Regions from separate parts of the Mus musculus genome. Here region 1 is linked to region 2. Evidence: chromatin loops called from intact Hi-C (ENCODE). Cell type or tissue: left cerebral cortex. All regions are shown on one strand. Each heading gives the region's core, and the rest is flanking DNA. Links, peaks and the distances in the headings are about the cores only.

What was found. A loop is a pair of places that touch in the nucleus more often than their neighbours do. Peaks named below come from ENCODE experiments on the same cell type or tissue, not always from the same donor. Only the 100,000 strongest peaks of a DNase experiment are listed, where the experiment ranks them.
Region 1: a loop joins it to region 2, with 2.2 times the contacts of the local background. A loop is called at or near these places in 5 of 42 quality-filtered maps.

The regions. Positions count from the first base shown.
Region 1 is chr3:80,718,390-80,721,317 of GRCm38, reverse strand. All of the region lies in intron 6 of Gria2 (glutamate receptor, ionotropic, AMPA2 (alpha 2)), which reads left to right. Among named protein-coding and RNA genes, the nearest start is that of Gria2, 83 kb to the left of the region's middle. In left cerebral cortex, for the core only: a CTCF peak has its summit at 1,173 (motif pointing right); no DNase peak of the experiment used is centred there.
Region 2 is chr3:80,795,359-80,798,286 of GRCm38, reverse strand. The region is part of intron 2 of Gria2 (glutamate receptor, ionotropic, AMPA2 (alpha 2)); the gene reads left to right. Among named protein-coding and RNA genes, the nearest start is that of Gria2, 5.9 kb to the left of the region's middle. In left cerebral cortex, for the core only: a CTCF peak has its summit at 1,306 (motif pointing right); no DNase peak of the experiment used is centred there; H3K4me3 peaks cover 2,500 bases; H3K27ac peaks cover 700 bases.

The sequences.
Region 1 (2,928 bases), core at 133-2,632, 77 kb after region 2:
TACATAAATAGATTCTTTTAATTTTTGAATCAGTTTCAGAAAACTTCAATTTTGTAATATGTTTAAAAAATGACTTGTGTTATTATTTTCTAAAAGGTAAGTGACTACTTGTTTAGTGACCTTGAATTTAGCACTCATGCTGTCTATTGTGAAATCCTATGGAATACTGTCATGCAACACAGTTTCTGAGAATGGCGTTGGACACTTGGTGTAATAAGACATGTCTCCATCTGGCTTCATGGAAGTTTAAGCGCTCATCCATCCCTTCCTTAAACTTCAGGCCCCTGATACTTTCAGTGTAAGATATGTAGTGGAGAGTGCATTCTTCTCACACCCTTAACTGCTCTTCAAAGTCTTCAACGCTCACTGTGGCATCCCCATACTCCCTCTGTGAGAAACAAAAGAAAAATGGATTTAGTTTTGTCTCCTGCAATCCACATGATGATTTGGTTGCACATGTCTTGTACCAAGACGGACGGGGAGAGAGGAATCTAGAAATGCATTCTGTGAAATTTTTGCTGAAACATAGTCCCAGAATTTAATCTGTTGAGCTTACCCTTTTCTTTGCTCCATTTCTGTTTACAATGTCTTCCTTTTGTCTGCTTTCCCTAATTTTCAGCAAGTTCATGATGGTACATCCTAGTGGGATACTGCAAAGAAGGAAGGTTTATTAGTTTAAAATAGGTTTGGAATCTGCATTTGACCCAGATCAGTTTTCTCATTCATACAGCACGATCATGGCTGCTATTTCTCAGCTGTTGTAAAGACTAAATACCATTTAGTAGTTTTTGAGCATAGCGTGAAAACCATAGATCCTAATAAAGGCTCATTGTGTCTCCAATCCTTTTCCAAAACCCAGGGAACTTTAGCCAGTTGTGAAGGTCTATTCCAAGTAGAAGATGTTGTGATTTCTCTATTTTACCTCAGAGGCTTCATAGAGATCACTGAAAGCTTTGGGGGGAAATTCATGACTGGGAAGGAATTTCATTCTAATGTAGAAACATATTGCTCTTATACTAGAGGGCCAGGAAATGAATTACGCAAAAGAAATGAAAAAATATGAATTTTGCTCTTGAGAATGCTCAGTATAAAAGAAAACACAAATATGTTGATGAGCAAATATAATAAAGTGTGTCAAATGAGCCAAGTCCCTGAAGATGATTAGGACAAAATGTGGGAAGGGGGTTAAGGATGGCTCTCTGTAGGGGGCGCCAGAATAGTTTTCACATGAAGCTAGAACTGAAAGAAACGTATGGAAGGGGACTTGGGAAGGAGAGTCATATGGAGACTCAATGTCATGCTCCAGCATAACAAATAGAAAACCTCAAATCGTATGCTGTTGTACGAAATCATTTGGAACTTGTAAAAAGACAGGCAGGACTCGTAAGTGGTATGGCTTTTACATCAGAAACCAATAATCACTTTGTAGCATTGGCAGAAACGATCCTGTTGACATCTTTATTATTTCTCAGAAGCTTTTGATTTTCCCGTTGAGATTTTTGTCCTCTTCAGCCTCTGCAAATTCCTCTTTACGCTGTCTTTCCTGTAAAATATGATGACAACTCTCACCTTATGTGCTGTTCAGACCAAACATTTGAAAATATTATCACCATCCTTCCTCTCGAAGCCCAGATCCACCCTGCAGCAAATCTAGCCCTGTCTCACTTCTCAGCTTGCTTTGTCTTGTCCTCTACGACGAGTCCAAACCCAGCCACCACATTCACTGTCTGCTCTGTTATGGGGCTTTCTTGAGAAATTACTCTCTGGCTTCCTCTGTTTCCTGTCCCTTCTATTTCTGTACTCCCTGTAAAATGTAGTTATAGCGTGTCATAATTCTCCTCCCAAAGCCCCAGGATCCCTCTGCACTTGGCATGAACACCAAAGTCATCTTCTTGACATAGGCATTGCTCATGTTCTCCCACTCCCATGTGACCTCAATTCTTGATAATGTCCCCCCACCAAATTTGCTGTAGCTGTGTTTTTCTCCCTTTTACTCCTTACACACTGACATTTTCCCACTTAGTGTCTCTATATTAGCCATTTCCTTTTTGAAAAAATTCTCTTCTTTTATTTCTCTTCACAAGTAAGAAGACAGTTATATTTCTTCATGCTTGATCAAATGGCATCTTCCTATTGAAGCTGTAGGTCAGCTCCCTAAACAATAGTTTTTTACACCATTCAACGGAGGTGACATTGAGTACCTCTGTTTCAAGGACTCTTCTTTTCCTTCAGAAGTCATTCTTGACCTCTGCTGTCATGTATTTGCAATTAAATTATTCTTTTTTTTCTTTTTTTTCCTTTTCCATTTTTATTAGGTATTTAGCTCATTTACATTTCCAATGCTATACTGAAAGTCCCCCATACCCACCAACCCCCACTCCCCTACCCACCCACTCCCCCTTTTTGGCCCTGGCGTTCCCCTGTACTGGGGCATATAAAGTTTGCGTGTCCAATGGGCCTCTCTTTCCAGTGATGGCCGACTAGGCCATCTTTTGATACATATGCAGCTAGAGTCAAGAGCTCCGGGGTACTGGTTAGTTCATAATGTTGTTCCACCTATAGGGTTGCAGATCCCTTTAGCTCCTTGGGTACTTTATCTAGCTCCTCCATTGGGAGCCCTGTGATCCATCCATTAGCTGACTGTGAGCATCCACTTCTGTGTTTGCTAGGCCCCGGCATAGTCTCACAAGAGACAGCTACATCTGGGTCCTTTCGATAAAATCTTGCTAGTGTATGCAATGGTGTCAGCGTTTGGATGCTGATTATGGGGTGGATCCCTGGATATGGCAGTCTCTACATGGACCATCCTTTCATCTCAGCTCCAAACTTTGTCTCTGTAACTCCTTATTCTTAATTATTCTTAATGCTGTTAGTTTTAATCCCTTTGCTTTTAAGTAAAAGTCATATTGTTGGTAGCTGATCCATCAC
Region 2 (2,928 bases), core at 180-2,679:
ACTGTGTGAGATGGATGCTCCTACTCAGGAACACTGAGGCTGACATAGAGTTAAATGTCTAAGGATGTCTACTGAATGGTGTAAGAGTTAAATGAAAGGAAGTCATTTTATTCTGATCTAGAATGTACTCTGCTGCACTCAGCTCCCACACCTTTTCAGTCACAACCAGATGATGAAAGTACCTGTTTGTTCCCATTTTGTTTCCATGGATACCAGAGAAGACAAAGACAGACTTCCAATGTGTTTTTTTTTTTCTTTTTCCTCTCTGCCTTGTTTTTTTTTTTTTTTTTTCTTCTTTTCAAGCCCTTCTCCTCTCCCCACTGATCCCTTGCTCCCCCTTTCCTTTCTTTTTGGATTTTGTTCAAATGAATGTTTAAATAAGCTTTTATTATGAGAAAAATGTAAAGCTCAAAGAAGAGAGAAAATTGAGACTATCATTTTAGCAAGAGTTGAAAGCAGTGAGGAACCTCAGAATCCAATCTTTTATCCATCCACCCATTTATCCACCTATCCACCCATTTATCCACCCATCCACCCATCCACCTATCCACCCATCCATCCATCCATCCAGCCAGCCACCCACCCATCCACCCATTCATCCATCCACCGATTCAATCCACCCATTCATCCATCCATCCATCCATCCATCCATCCATCCATCCATCCAGTACCACAATCTCCCTAGTACCTTCTAATTGTCAGAGAATAAATGAATATTATCCCAATAACAAATGCTTTCTGATCATTTACTTCAGTGGTCTTTCTAATGGTTTTGGGAGACTCGGTAATGCTATACTTTTCATGAGGAGAAGCCTCTGAGGTCCTGTATGAGTGGTTTACTGTGAGTATGGAAAAGAACTCTAGTAGGTCTTCATGAGTAAGTCATCATAGTAAAAGAAAAAAATCTCAATTTTTGAGAAAAGAATAAGTTGATATTTGTGTTTCTATACACACTCTAAAGTTAGCTAACAAAACCAAGAAGTGTGTTTAGAAAAAAATATTAAGTACTGTATACTATAAATGATTTTAGTAAAATTGAATATGGGACTAATTAGAAAAACGTTTAAATGGAACTTTTAAAATAGGTTATATATATGAGTATTCAAGCTCCTACAATTTGGGGATTAAAGAACAAATAAATCTGCTTATATGCATCTGTTTCTATTTATTCTAATGGATTATTATGATAAATGAGCATTTATCTAGCTAATAGTAATTTAACATTTTTATATTTTAATTCTATAATGGTACATACATTATAAAAATTTAAAAATTACATAAAACAGTGATTAAAATTTTATTTTTCTCTGAGCCAGCAGATGGAGATGTTGGAGAAAAGATTGTGCTCCATCAAACTGCTGCACACATTGAATACCTTCTAAGACATCAGAAATGAATTTATTTGGAGACATATAAAAATGTCAATTAAATGTATTTAGAAAGAATTAACTACAATACCATGTTTGGAAATAATATTCAGTAAATACTTTAAGAAACAGATTGTTTAAGAGTTTATTTTTAATTATAAATTTCTACATATTTTTGCAAACTTGATCACAGGCACAGAATTCTAAAATAATTCTTACACACATACATACACACAAACACACACATACACACACACACACACACCAGAATGTGTGTGTGTGTGTGTGTGTGTGTGTATGTGTCAGATTTTAAGCCTTAATTTTTTACCAAATATTAGTTCTAAAATGTCTTTCCTATCAGTGGATTTTAGTACTGAATTATTGAAATTGTATATCTGTGTCCATCAAATTATTTAATGTTTGATAGCCTTCAGTACACTGTACATAGAATGAATCCTGTGTGTTTGGGCCATATGTGTGCATCTATAGTTTTAATTATAGAATTACATAAGAATTGATTGCTCAGTTCATCACATATAGCTTTTTCCTTGGGAAATATATGAAACATACCATTACTAACTATAATATAAAGAGTTTAAAGAAACCAGAAATAACTTGGATGCTGTTATAAAAAATCATGATATGAAGGAAACAAACAAGAACCAGAAAGAGAAACTATTGCCCTTTTAACTAAAACATTAGAGAAACTACATAGCTCATTTATATCTAAATAGATAATAAATAGGTAATTTATTGTTGAATTATCTGTACTGAAAATTTTCTCCGTTTATTTTTATTTTTATATTTTATTTTATTTTATTTTGATTTTTTCAAGACAGGGTTTTTCTGTGTAGCTCTGGCTGTCCTGAAACTCACTCTGTAGACCAGACTGGCCTCGAAGTCAGAAATCTACCTGCCTCTGCCTCCTGAGTGCTGGGATTAAAGGTGTGAACCACTACTGCCCTTCAAAAATTTTGTTCTTATTTAAGAAATGTCAAGGAAATTGAAGAACACAGAACAGAAATTAGATTGTAATTGGTTAAAATAATTGTATTTTGGGCTGAAACTTAGTACGTAAATAAAAATCATGACAAGAAACTATAGCATGGTTATGTATTTGACTGCTATTTGATATCTTGCTACTTCCGTCTGGAGGATATTTTGTTTCTCAGCAAGTGTCAATAGGCAGGTTACTGTACTGTGACACCCTGACAACTGGATGCTCTCAGGCTCTCTTGACATCTAGGGACTACCCCTTCAGTTATCTCTAAACTATGTGTAATGTTGAAAAATGTAAGGAAAGAAGCAGCTGCTTGCTAATTATTCCAGTGTTTCAGACACTGTAAGAAAAGTCAACAGACATAGTTAACTACAGAGCTCATTTTATCAGAGGTTAACAACTAAAGTGAAATGAGGAACTATTATTTTTTTTCTCGTCTTTTCATCTTGCGTTAGAGTCAAACATTGACTGGGCTTTATTAGCCTCTGAGTACTATTCCACTCCCCTCCCCTTTGTAAAAAAATACTGTATTCTACTGAAGATTCTATGGATCCTATTGAA